Regions from separate parts of the Homo sapiens genome. Here all the other regions are linked to region 3. The links are chromatin contacts, found by Hi-C or POLR2A ChIA-PET in ENCODE. All regions are on one chromosome and are shown on one strand. Each heading gives the region's core, a stretch centred on a gene start or an enhancer-like site at or near the end of the contact. The rest is flanking DNA. Distances are from core to core; before and after follow the strand shown. Region 1 has its middle 180 kb from the start of CLIC5. Region 2 overlaps CLIC5 (chloride intracellular channel 5). Region 3 overlaps LOC101929770 (a long non-coding RNA gene).

What was found. Hi-C counts contacts between places; a loop is a spot of excess contacts on that map. ChIA-PET counts read pairs that join two places held with the same protein, here RNA polymerase II (POLR2A). Pooled maps may share reads with other maps.
Region 1: a loop to region 3 is called in a map with no recorded cell type, with 12 times the contacts of the local background. The contact joins two enhancer-like sites. A Hi-C loop is called at or near these places in 2 of 37 single-sample maps with no recorded cell type and 2 of 50 pooled maps. POLR2A ChIA-PET finds 5 or more read pairs at or near these places in 1 of 52 experiments (activated T-cell).
Region 2: a loop to region 3 is called in a map of PC-3, with 6 times the contacts of the local background. The contact joins two enhancer-like sites. A Hi-C loop is called at or near these places in 1 of 168 maps with a recorded cell type or tissue (PC-3), 2 of 37 single-sample maps with no recorded cell type and 3 of 50 pooled maps. POLR2A ChIA-PET finds 5 or more read pairs at or near these places in 1 of 52 experiments (BJ).

What each region holds. Positions count from the first base shown.
Region 1 is chr6:45,829,567-45,833,817 of GRCh38, forward strand. No RefSeq gene overlaps it. Among named protein-coding and RNA genes, the nearest start is that of CLIC5, 180 kb to the right of the region's middle. Within about 2 kb of position 1,970, at least 2 of the 41 ENCODE cell types and tissues checked have a DNase peak (open chromatin) inside an H3K27ac peak, as active enhancers do.
Region 2 is chr6:45,920,508-45,924,627 of GRCh38, forward strand. The region is part of intron 4 of CLIC5 (chloride intracellular channel 5); the gene reads right to left. Among named protein-coding and RNA genes, the nearest start is that of CLIC5, 93 kb to the right of the region's middle. RefSeq lists an enhancer at 3,799-3,948. Within about 2 kb of position 2,429, at least 2 of the 41 ENCODE cell types and tissues checked have a DNase peak (open chromatin) inside an H3K27ac peak, as active enhancers do.
Region 3 is chr6:44,732,474-44,736,540 of GRCh38, forward strand. The region is part of intron 1 of LOC101929770 (a long non-coding RNA gene); the gene reads left to right. Among named protein-coding and RNA genes, the nearest start is that of MIR4642, 300 kb to the left of the region's middle. RefSeq lists enhancers at 3,145-3,234, 3,475-3,524. Within about 2 kb of position 1,543, at least 3 of the 41 ENCODE cell types and tissues checked have a DNase peak (open chromatin) inside an H3K27ac peak, as active enhancers do.

The DNA.
Region 1 (4,251 bases), core at 720-3,219, 1.1 Mb after region 3:
GAATTCCAAGCGGAAAAGAGAGGAAATTGCCAGTCCCCTAAAAGGCTGGGCCTGGATTTGGCACAGCAATACTCTGGCCATATTTGATAAGCAGCTGCAGGACAAACCAGGTGAAGGGAGGGGAAATAAATTTGAGCTCTCAGTGGGGAAAGTGACAACGAACTTGTGGCTGTATTTAATCTACCACACCTGGTCTCCAGAACAACTTTTTTCTGAGGAGCTTGGAGGACTGAGTTTTTACTGTGCTTCATTTTCATGTTGTACTTTTGTGTTTTTCAAAACACTTTGGGAAATATGTTATTTGATTCTCTTTTTTTAAACACAGAAGCTGGAGAGATTCTTTTAAAACCCCAGGCAGGTTATGTCACTCCTCTGCTCAACACTCTCCAGTGGCTCCTGTCTCAGAGAAGCCCAAAGCCTTGCAAGGCCTACCCTATTCAATTCCACGTCCTTCTGAATCCAGTCTGCATCCCTCCCAGTTGCTCTGCTTCAGCCACTCTGGCCTCAGGGCCTTTGCACTGGCTACTCCACTACCTGGATTACTCTTTCCCCAGTGATCTCTCAGCTCACCTTCTTACCTCCTTTGAGCCTATATCTCAATGGCACCCTCTTAGAGACACCCCTTTTTTTTCCTCAGCACTCCTCCTAACCCTTCTAGGCTTTGCTTTTTGCCAAAGCCCTTAGAAATCCCATATGTTTTGTTTATTCATTTATTTATCTGCTTCTCCCAGTGGAACTCCAGGGAGAGGGAGACTTTCGCTGTTTTGTTTACTACTGCACCCCCGGGGACTAAAACAGTGCCTGGTCCTTAGTGATGATTCATATGTGTTTGAATGAGATATTGAATAAAAGAATGAGTTCTCATTATATATTAGTATTTATGAGTCATGGTAAGTGCTGTGTTCTTGGCTTTACGGATGAAGAAACAGAGTCCCAGAAGATTTTGTGACTTGTCTGAGGTCACGCAGCTTGTGGTAGAGCCAGCTTTAGAACCCAGGGGCTATGACCTGCAGCCTCAGGTCTTTTGGGCAACCACTTCCTGCATTTCCATGCAGCTATTTCCAGGCAGGCACATACCCGGCTCTGACACGGACTCTGGACAGGCTCAATATGCAGATACACAGTCTTTCCCCGAAGTGAGAAGAGGGTACCACACTGCTGCTGTCATTTCCTGGACAGAGAAATGTGCATCTTGCCCGCTGGGTTCAGAGCAATAGTAATTACGAGAGTCTGGAGGGAAGTGAGAAAAGGTATCAGGGGCATTTAACAACCTTCACTGACCTGCAAATTATTATTTACAGTAACACAGAGCATTTCCTCTTCAGAGGCAAAGATGTAGAACATATCATATATGTGTCTTTCTTTTTTTCTTTCTTACTTTTTTTTTTTTTTTTTTTTAAAGAAGACTGACTTCTCACAGTGCTCTCCGGAAGCAGACAGAGAAGAGAAAGGGTTATTGGGCAGGTCAGAACGGACTTACCCTTAGGAGATGAAAGGAATGAATCTTCACTGTACTTTCTTAAATTCCTCCAGGAACTCTATGAAGATGATATTGGAAAACCTGAGAATCTCACTGTAAACTTTTGAGAGGCTGGGTCGGGTTTTATTTAACATGCATCTCCTGTTGATTCGGCACACTGCTTTGCAACAGCAGGTCTGGAGAAGTGTGTTCAGATTGACTGCCTGGGCTGGGAGGGGCTTTGGTTCTCATCTCTTCCAATCTCGTCCCCAGGATGTAGACCATCTGCTCATTCCTAGACTGCAGCTGCCAAACCAAAAACACGTCCACTGACTGGTAGCTCATTACCTATCACAGCAGCCCTTCTTTTTATACTGCTTATGTTGAACTACTGTCTTCTTCCTACAAGCTCCACCCTTCAGGTCTAGTTCTTTCTTCTGGATTGACAGAGGATAAATCTACTATGTTAGTAACAGATAAGCTTTCTTACATGAAATAGAGCAAGTTCTCCTTATCTCACTGGCTCTAAAAAGCAGAACTTGGCACCTAGCAGTCTGTGAAAGCAGGAGTTCCCTGAGAGTCCTCCCACAGTGTGTGTGTGTGTGTGTGTGTGTGTGTGTGTGTGTGTGTTTCTGCGTGGGGAGTGTGTTTCTAATGTGGTGGTGCAGAGTTTGACATTGGAGTCAAGCTTCTTGGGCTCATTTCCAGGCTCTATCACACAGCCCTGTGACTTGGATATGACACTTAGCCTCTCTGTGTCTCAGTTTCTTAAGCTGTAAAATGGGAAGAATAATAGTGACAACCTGATGGGATTGTTGTGATAATTAAATGTGCAAATGCCGTGAAGCATTAGTAGAGTGCCAACCTAGCATATACTGTGTGCCAATGATGCAGTGTCTTTGGGAGGATGTTCTGCTTCTCATGGGTTATAACAAGCAGAAGAAAGCCGTGGATCTGGGGGAATTGTCCCTTGTCCCTGGTGCCTTCTCCTTCAGTGCTTCTCTGTTTTCCTCCCTCTTTCTCCTCCCCTATCTGTTCCCAGGCCGTTCTCCAGTGGTCTAGTCCCAGTATACTGTTCTCTAAGCTGTACAGCTGCTTTTTCTATGCCTGGGGACACTTAGACTTTTTCACAGGGAACCAGGGAGATCCACAATTCTTCCAGGTGCAAAGGAGTGACTCTAAGGGTGACCTCTCAGTGTGGTGAGTGGGAAACAGGTATTCAGGGAACTGAAAGTAAAACCCTTCCCAGTACCCCTCACCCCACAACCACAAACACTCACCTACTTGGACCATTGATTGTGTGTGTCCATGAAGTCACATCTTCCTGCCACATGTTTTAAACTTGACATTTTCTACCTCGCTAAGTTGTGACAAATCCTTTGATATGGCCGAGAATGAATTGCTTTAAATTTAGTCGGAATTCGTGATACATCACATGAAATGAGAAGAAAGACAACCTGATCAACAAATGATATTAATGTTCCAAATTTTGGATGGGTTTAAAACTAAACATAAAGAGAGGAAACTGACAGTTTTTGTTTGTTTGTTTTTTGTTTTGTTTTTTTGAGACAGGGTCTCGCTCTGTTTCCCAGTCTGGAGTGCAGTAGCAAGATCTCTGATTACTGCAGCCTTGATCACCCAGACTCAAACCATCCACCCACTTCAGCCTCCCAAGTAGCTGGGACTACAGGCCTGTGCCACTATGCCCAGCTAATTTTTCTACTTTTAGTAGAGATGGGATTTCTCCAGGTTGTCTAGGCTGGTCTCGAATTCCTGGGCTCAAGCCACCTTGGCTTCTCAACATGCTGGAATTATAGGCATGAGCCACTACGCCTGGCTGAAACTGACATTTTTGAGGGCCTGTTTTGTACCAGGCCCTGTGCTATGTGATTAGCGTAACCCAGGGAGGGGTAGTAGTTGTATTCTCCCTATTTTCAAAGATGAACAGTGAGCTGCTCAAGGTTCACAGCAGTCACTTGAGCATTCCAACCCTAGTCAGTCTGCATCCAAAAGCAGAAGGTTTTGGGTTGTGCAGGCGGAATTTGAAGCCAATGATCAGGAGACTTGGTTTCTAATCACACAACAGGGCTGGGCTACTATTTCTTTCTTTCTTTTCTCTCTCTTTTGAGATGGAGTTTCACTCTTGTTGCCCAGGCTGGAGTGCAATGGCATGATCTCGGCTCATCGCAACCTCCGTCTCCTGGGTTCAAGTGATTCTCCTGCCTCAGCCTCCTAAGTAGCTGGTATTGCAGGCATGTGCCACCACACCCAGCTAATTTTGTATTTTTAGTAGAGACGGGGTTTCTCCATGTTGGTCAGGTTGGTCTTGAATTCCCAACCTCAGGTGATCCGCCCACCTCGGCCTCCCAAAGTGCTGGGATTATAGGCATGAGCCACCGCGCCCGGCCTACTATTTCTTCACATATAAAATGAGAATGGGAATGATAATATCCACCTCACATTCCTCCTGGGGTAGGTGAAGTTGCTTTTTAATCATTTACCTTAATTTATTTATAACAGTAATGCATACACATGAACAAAATGTGGCAAGGGCTGTTGGAGAGTATGTCTCTCTGCCCCAGCTCTGAGCTCATGCCCTGGATGTACACTCCTTGACCATGTCTTTTTACTTCTGGTAATTCCCACCACAACCTTAGATAATTCCTTTATAATCTATTTCTTGAAATTGTCCTATTTAAACTGTATCCACTCCCCCTACTATGACAGGGATTTTTAGCAACTTTACACTGTCTCATGTCTTCCATGGATTTTTGTACACACTGCTATTATCC
Region 2 (4,120 bases), core at 1,179-3,678, 1.2 Mb after region 3:
CAGACGGAGATGTCTCTGGCCATCACATATTTTTGAAGAGAAAATACAAAGATGGCCACACTTGTTGACATTTGATAGTTTAAAACGTGAATGGTAACGTGATGGAAACAAAAAATAATAATAAGAAGAATATCACCACTTACTCATCTGTTGGAAGAAGAAGCCTTTCTTTCCACAGGCAGCTAGGACAAGAGGAAGAGACACTGAGAGAGATCAGATGGACTAGGCCAAAGATCCAGGAGCAAGCGGGATGTAGGAGCCCCAGCAGGGCCCAGGAGGATTGGGAGGGTGAGGAAAAGGGCAGGTGCAGGCCAAGCAGGCAGAAATGTAGATGCTGCTATAACGAGCTCAATTTTGAGGAGAGGCAAAGATATTCTAAGGGGATTTTGAGGATGTTCAGCTCTGTGATGGGCAGTGTAACCAATCCCCTCCCCCACCAGAAAACTTTACATAAAGATCTGCATTCATCTTTCAGGTTTTAGAAATGAGTCATGTAGCTTTTTTCTCAGTTGCCAAAGTCCTTAAAGAAAGAGAACAGTAGCCCAGTTACAGTTAGGTTATATGAGTATGAATGACCACACAAAGGCAAAATTATAAAGCAGGTGGAAACTGGGGTTTTCTCATCCGCAGTGACCTTTCTAGGACTCATGGCAGGTAAGGGGGGGCTGATTTTCAGGTCCCTTTGTCTTTTAAATAATGTCTACACCAGATTCTTAGACCACATGAAGTCAGAAATGGCAGCAAGGTTTTAGAAGATGGGAAGGGGACTTTCTATCAGGTCTGATGGGACGCTCTCTGCTGTGCCTGGGCCCTCTGGCTATGTTTGCATGTCACTGGTTTCATCAAGGAAGAAACAGAGAATCTGGGTCGAGTATGTCGGGGAGCCATGGCTTCTGATAACAAACACAGTAGCAGAGCAGCACATTCACTCTGCCATAAGAGATTTGGGTTTGAATCCTCAGTTATGCTTGTTCACAGGTTCACATCATCTAGTGTCTGGTGCAGAGTGAGACTTGATTAAAGTTAACTGCTATTATTATTATTACAGCTATAGAACTTGGGTTTATGAGAGGATGAAGGGGAAGAAGACACCGAGAGAAAGATGAGAGAAGAGATAGCTCAAGGCAGAAATTCAGTGTCTGAAGTGAAGTTTATCTGAACATCCTAGCATGTTCCAGGTCCAAGGAGAATCCTGGAGAGCTTGCAGGATGAAGCTTGCTCTTGACTTTCCTAACATGTTAGGGATCTAAAGTTGCCTGGAAGCATCTCTTTGGGTTTGGCTTTGCTCTCTCCAGGCCACATGGGTGTGTCACATTTTCTTAGTTTGACAGTTTAGAGAGTTCATGTCCACCTTTGGCACTGAACCAAGAACACTGGACTTGGCCTCATAGCCAGAGAGGAGGATGTTGTCAAATTGGCCCTGGGTGTGAACAACCCAGGGGCTCACATGGGGGAGGCAATTCCCAGGCCTCCGTTTCTAGGCACTGCTAAAAACAGGAAAGGCAGAAAGACAAACAGCGGTTTATGAGAAAGCAAAATGCAATGGCAACTTCAACAGATTCCCCACTGTTCCCTCGTGTGGCGTCAGCTGGGCTACAGAGAGTGTGCAGCACGTGGTGCCATGGGTATTATTTGTTTGTTCTAGAAAGAATTTCAGCCTCAGAGGGGAGGATGAATTAAATGACAAGCTCCTATAGTTCTTTCCAGTAAGAAGCCAGTAAATGATTCTTTATTTGAAAGATAGCGTTTAAGTCTTACAATTATGGTGGGTTGGGATATAGGACACTGTTGGTTGCCCACCCTCCTCTGTGGTGGGGAGAATGGGGTGTTTTCTGATGTATTTCCAAGGAATTCAGAAACTTTCTTAAGGAAGACACAGATTCTCCACATAGCTGCTTCCCCAAGCTCTATAGGGGATTCTTATAAAGAAGCATCTTTTTATTTAATACAGCTCCACAAATCACCCTTATATTTGGCGTATGTTCAGAAGTATTAGTACAACAACAAAATGCATATTTTTTTTAAAGGCAAGAGACTTTGGCCAGTATTTGGCTATGTTTAAAACACCAGCATGGTAAACATTTAGGACAACTTTAGCATGCCTTTAGTATAATATTTTCTTAAAGTATGAAGGGAGGTAGGGACTCCAGATCCAAATAATTTTCTAAACCTCTTAAAAGCCACAGTAGATTTGAAGAGAAAGATTATCACTTAGGTCTTCGAATTAAGTTTCCTTTTGTGTACTCATCTGTAGCATGTAAGCTGCCTGAATGTTTATTTATCAACAGGAGAAGGGAGGAAGAGAGAGAGAGAGAAAGAGAGAGAGATAGAGAGAGAGAGAGAGAGAGAGACTGACTGAATGTGGGAGGAAGCTGCAGAGCTAGCGAGCTCAGGAGTGATCAGGGGAGAAGTTCTGGTTAGGGAACCCGGCCCAGACTTTAGCCATGGGGCAGTGGCGACACCTTCTGGCTTATCCCTGAGCAAACAAACAAACAAACAAAAAACTCCCCAAAAACCTATTGTGTATTTTCCACAGAGAACATGTACGTGTGTTTTCTATTAGACTTTCCAGAAACTCATAAATGATTGTAGAACCCATCGTGCTAATAGAAAGTACGGCATAAATGCTGACGGAAGCTATTAATGCTGATTGTAGTTTATGTGGCCAAATGAATCAGGCTGAAATCTGTGAGTTTTTTTATGGTTACTTTATAACAGGTTATTTTTAAGTATCAGGCCATAGATTAGGTTTAATGCGGATGCTCACACACTTAGAATGAGCTGGTTAAGAGAGATTCTAACTTTATCAGTCATCCGTTCCAGCGTTTAGACCTAGAGATTTTTCTCAATTCTCCCTCCCCCAAAACACTTAGGCTGAAGTACATTCACCACATTTTGTCTTGTTTCATCCTCAAATAGCCACATCTTTTACATAAGAGCCATTCACAAACTTAAAAACTGCCTCTGTGCCACTGCAATGCTAGACTGAAATAATTACTGGATTTGGTGATTCTGTGAATATCCTACAAATTCTCTTCCAGTTGCCCATTCTTTTATTTGTTAAACAGGCATCTATTCGGTGCCCACTGTGGGCCAACTTTGTGCCCCTTTCCCCACATGGATTGCTGGGTGAGGACCCTGATGGGGAAGGTGGGAAGTGTTGAGTATATTTAAGGAAATACACATGGTAGTCATTCATTGAGTATTCATCGGATCGTGAACTGATTTGATCACCATTTCCTAAATGACACACTCTTGTTTAATTCAGCACTACATACATATTAAATAGTGGATTATATTAAATGTTAATATACGCAAGTCAAGAGCACAGATCATGGGACCAGCTGCCTGGGCTGGGGTCCTGACCCTGACACATACTAGCTTGGGCAGGTTGCTTAACCGGTGCTTGTTTCCTTCTCTGCAAAGTGGAGATCATAACATGGCATACCTTAGAGGGTTGCTGGGAGCAATAATTGAGTCATCACCTGCAGAGGGCTTAGTACAGTGCCCGGCATGCTGTAAGCAGTTGTTATGTACAATGTGTATGTGCAACGCATGATGATGCTGATGTATGAGAAACAAAGCATACAAAAAAAGCAACAAAAAATTCTTAGAGCTGCAAGAAAAAAGTGGCTCTTGCCTCTGGCTCTGCTCAGTAAACATCGTGCTTGACTCATCCTCTGCCCTGAAATGCTGACATGAACAGGGATATTCAGCTGTTCCTTTCATTCTGACTCTACAGCCAGAACCACAGTCCCCCAGCCGAAAGCCTTCATCATAACAGATGTGAAATGGGGCAACCTTAAAGGTTGGGGGTGACTGATACTTACACAGAATTCCCCAGATATGCTACAAGTACACCTGGACCTCCCTCCCCCTTGCTCAGAGCAGTTCCCTGGATACCCTAATGTGCCCCAGCAAAAATTACAGTTTGTGGGGAGAAGCTACCCATTGGATGTTTGAGTTGCACAGCTTTTACTACATGAGTCTTGCATCTCCTAAAGTTTGAAGTGTGTAGCAAATTAAATGTGCAATTTTATACTTCTGTTTCCTGAAATCTAGTAGGGGGTAAATGACTCAGATTTTTCCAGCACCAAAGGAGAATTTAAAATAGTGTGTC
Region 3 (4,067 bases), core at 293-2,792:
TCCACAGGCTCTAAAGGCGGCTCTGGCCTTACTTGCGGCAGAGGAGAAGCCACACCACAGCAGAATGTTCCTGGCCTAGAGGCTGATACTATAACTCCCTAGTGAGAAAAAACAATCCCCATGGCCGACAAGGACATGGAGGACAGGTACATGTTCCTCTCCTACTATGCCTTCCAGGCACACTCATTCTCTCCAGGCCAGGACAGCAGCATCTGAATCAACCCTGCAGGTAGGCATTCCATTCAAACCCAGCATTTTCCTCTTCTAGGAACTTATTCTGAAGACATAATGAGGGATGCGTATGAGGATATGTATCACAGCATTACTTCTATTTGTGAAAAATCACAGATCATATAAATATCCCACAGGAAAGGATAGATTACATCATTAAATACATGCTGATAGTAAAATCAAATTGTAGATTAATATTTATGGCCAACATTTTTGACATATTATTACATTTTAACTGGCAGGCTACAAACAGTATGACAATTTTTTGTAATGAAAAGAATGGCTATGTGTACATATTTCATAGGAAAACACTAAGTGTGCATGCCAGGAGGTGAAGAGGATTCTTTTCGGGTTGAGGAATTGTGTGAGTGGGTTTTCCCTTTTTTCTTTTTTCAGATATTGCAAGGTTGGTTTGTTTTTACATCGAGTATATATTAGGTTTGTAATTTGAAAAAAGAATTCTTTATGTAAGGGTTACTCATGAATAATATTAGCAAATGCTTGCCTGGTGCTTATTTTATGCCAACCTCTGTTCTGAGTGCTTTTCATGGATTAAGTGATTTAACCCTCACGAGAATTTAGACACGGGAACCATAGCTCAGGAGGGCTGGGCAGGTTGCCCAGGTCAGCAGAGTTGGTATGTGGCAGAGCTAGAATCTGAAGCCAAGCCATCTGCCAACAGGGTCCATGCAATTAACCACTGCACCACATTATTACTCCCCAGTGGAAAAAGACAATCCCCATGGCCAACAAGGACATGCGTGGAAATGCATGTGTTCCTCTCCTGCTATTGGTAGCAGAGGTTCCCTTGATACACCTTGATCCCAAGTGCTCCATGATGGTAGTGCTCAGGTACTATATTCAGTGAATGAATGCAAGTGACAGGTTCCACTTGTCCCCCAGGATCTGAAAAGACAGTCCAGCTTTTGCTAGATTTTGAGCATGACCATGATGGGACTCAAGGAACCTTCCCTCCCTAACTTGGCAGTGGGTGACTTGACTTCCTCACATGCTCTGGAGGATGGTTTTCCACTGAGAAACCTGTCCTGTCTTCTACTTTTCTGGGAGGGTAGAGGATGGCTCAGGGTATCATGGCTCTATCCCCATCGAAGGGGGCAGAGGGGATTCACCAGCTGTGGTAGGTCATTGCTTTGTGGCATTCAATGAACTATGTCTCTTAGAAGTCACACTTTTGTGTGGTCGCTCCTGCATTGACTCTGGAGTTTGCCATGTGGCTTTCTTTGGCCAAAAGGATATTAACAAGCATGATCCAAGCCGTGGCTTTATGAGTGCTTGCGCACTAGGCTTGTCTTCTTAGAACAGTTCCTCTTGGAACCCAGCCACCCTGCTGCTAAAAGGAAGTCCAGACTAGGCCAGTGGATAATGCAGGGACATGGGAGAGAAGCTCTGGAGGATAAGAGGCCATCTTGGACATTCCAGCTTCAAACAAGCTTCCAGATGAAAGCAGCTGCTAAATGAGCCCTGCCAAACCACCCAGCTGAATCCAGTCAACACAGATTCATGAGAAATCATAAATCGTTGTTATAAGCCACTAAATTGGTAGTTTGTTCTGCAGCCACAGGTAACTGAAATACTAGTCTTCTTTTCCTGGACACGCCTGAAAACAGATCCATATATACTTATTAAGTACCCACTGTGTGCCCAGCCCTGTTCTAGGCACTATGGGATAATCATGAAAGGATTCTAAGAAATGAGAATCTGAGGAGACAAGACTGCTACAGGAAGTAAATCTGAAGAAGAATTATGGCTAAACTGCTGCATAGTAAGGAAAGGCGACTGATTTCCCCAACCCAGCCCCCAACATTTCACCTCACAGCAAAGCTGTTGTGGCTGATAAATTTGGCAAACAGGGGTGGCATTGTTGGATACATTGATCTTTTACTTTATTATGATGATGGTTTTGGGCACCTCGGGCCCCCAGCTTTGTTAAATGCTGTTCCTATGGCAGGACAGTATTCTCCATGCACTTAAAGGGGAACCATTTGTGTGACCTTCAGATCAAAGAAGGTAGATGAGATGGAGAATTGAGTGGCCTACTCAGCCGATGGACTGTGACACACCATCATTACTCTTTAATGGGTGGGAGGGGGTCTTGCTAGTGCATCTGCTTGGCTCTGGCTAGGACTGGCCTGCTCACAACTTCATGAATATTCAGTTGCTCCATGAAGGTCCACTGCCTAGAACATTGGAGCAACCCGGAGGGTCATCTGGTCTGATGTTCTCACTGTTGAAAGGAGGAAACTGAGGCCCAGAGGTGAGAAGGGCTCGCTGGAGGGCACACAAGATTTATAGCTCCTCCATCACTGGCGCTGGTGTTAGCCACAGCTCAGCTGTGGTTTGCAGATCCTCTGAGACCCCAAATCCCATGCTCTTTCTCTTACTGCCCTCCACCCTCCTGCTCGGGGCTTGCTTTGGTGGCCAAGCAACCAGGGAACTGAGAAAGTCCACCCAGTTGCAACAAGGCTATATACATTAACCTCTGCTTCAGACAGTATACATGAAACTGCAAAAGTGTGCAGAGACACAGTTCCACTTAAAGCATTTAAAGGTGTCCTGAGGGGAGTGCTTGGGAAAGCAGGCAGACAGCCCATCATTTCACTTTCTCTCTTAGTTTGATTTTCAGTGTGGGTTTTGCTTCTAAGGGGCCATACCTCATACTGCACACTTGAAGGAATGCCAGTTGTGCTTGAAACCCTACACATTCCTGAGCAGCCCCTTTTCCCATCTGGGCCAGTGCAGGTGGATGGCAGGACCCCTGGCCTCAGGAGCCTTGCTGCTGACACTGGCCCTGAGAAGCCTGTTCATAGGGCCTTGTGGAACTGGCCACTTCTTTTCTTTGTTTCTTGATTTTTTTTCACTGAGACCAGATGAGGAGAGCCAAGACTATGGGTAAATTCCACGAATCAAAGATACATCTGGAATCTGCTGGGGAGCCTGGGAGGCTGTTCAAGCCAAGGCATCATCATTTCTCAAATTGGGAAAACACAGGCATGGAGGGGCAAAGGGGTTTTCCCAAGGCCTGGGGCTGGTGGGCTCGATGCCAGGAGAAGACTCAGGGACGATGCTTTCGGCTGGAGGACAGGATGAGTCAGGCCCCCAAGGTGTTTTCCCCACATGGTTTCAGTTCTTAGGTCAGGGTCTTGGCACCTGAAGGAAAACCTGGTCTAGGCCATGTGGAAATCCCGAGCTGCTGCAGCATCTCACTCCGATCGGGCATGTCTGGGAGGCAGCAGGTTGCAAATAAGTGATTTACAGCATGTTCCCTGATGTTTTACATTTTCATCATTTCATGTTGCAGTCCTATCTCCAGTAATGGTATCTGCAAAGGAGTGCAGCTCCCAGCCTGCTATCTGCAGGAGCCCGAGTGGGGAAGCCTGTGTAGTCTCAGGTCTCAGCCTTGACTTTCACGGTGTGACTGTGGTGTCTCAGGACTCTGCGACCCAGGATCATCATTGTGACCATCTTCCTAGTCTTCACTGCTTCCTTTACACCTCAATTCTGAGGACCTGCTCTGAGCCGCACACGGTTCTGGGCTCTAGGAATGGCGGAGGACTTGGGTGCCACGAGAGCACCAGGTAGTAGCTCCAGCTCAGCCTCCCCTAACCCTGACTCAAACAAAACCATCAGATGCATCCCCTACCACTATCTATCTGTCTGAGGATTCTCAGAACCTTTCCACTGGTGGGAATGTAAAGTGATGCAGCCCTGCGGAAAGAAGTTTGGCCATTCCTCAAAAGTATATTATATAGAATTACTATATGACCCGGCAACTCCCCTCCTAGGCATATGCCCAAAAGAATTGAAAGCAAGGACTC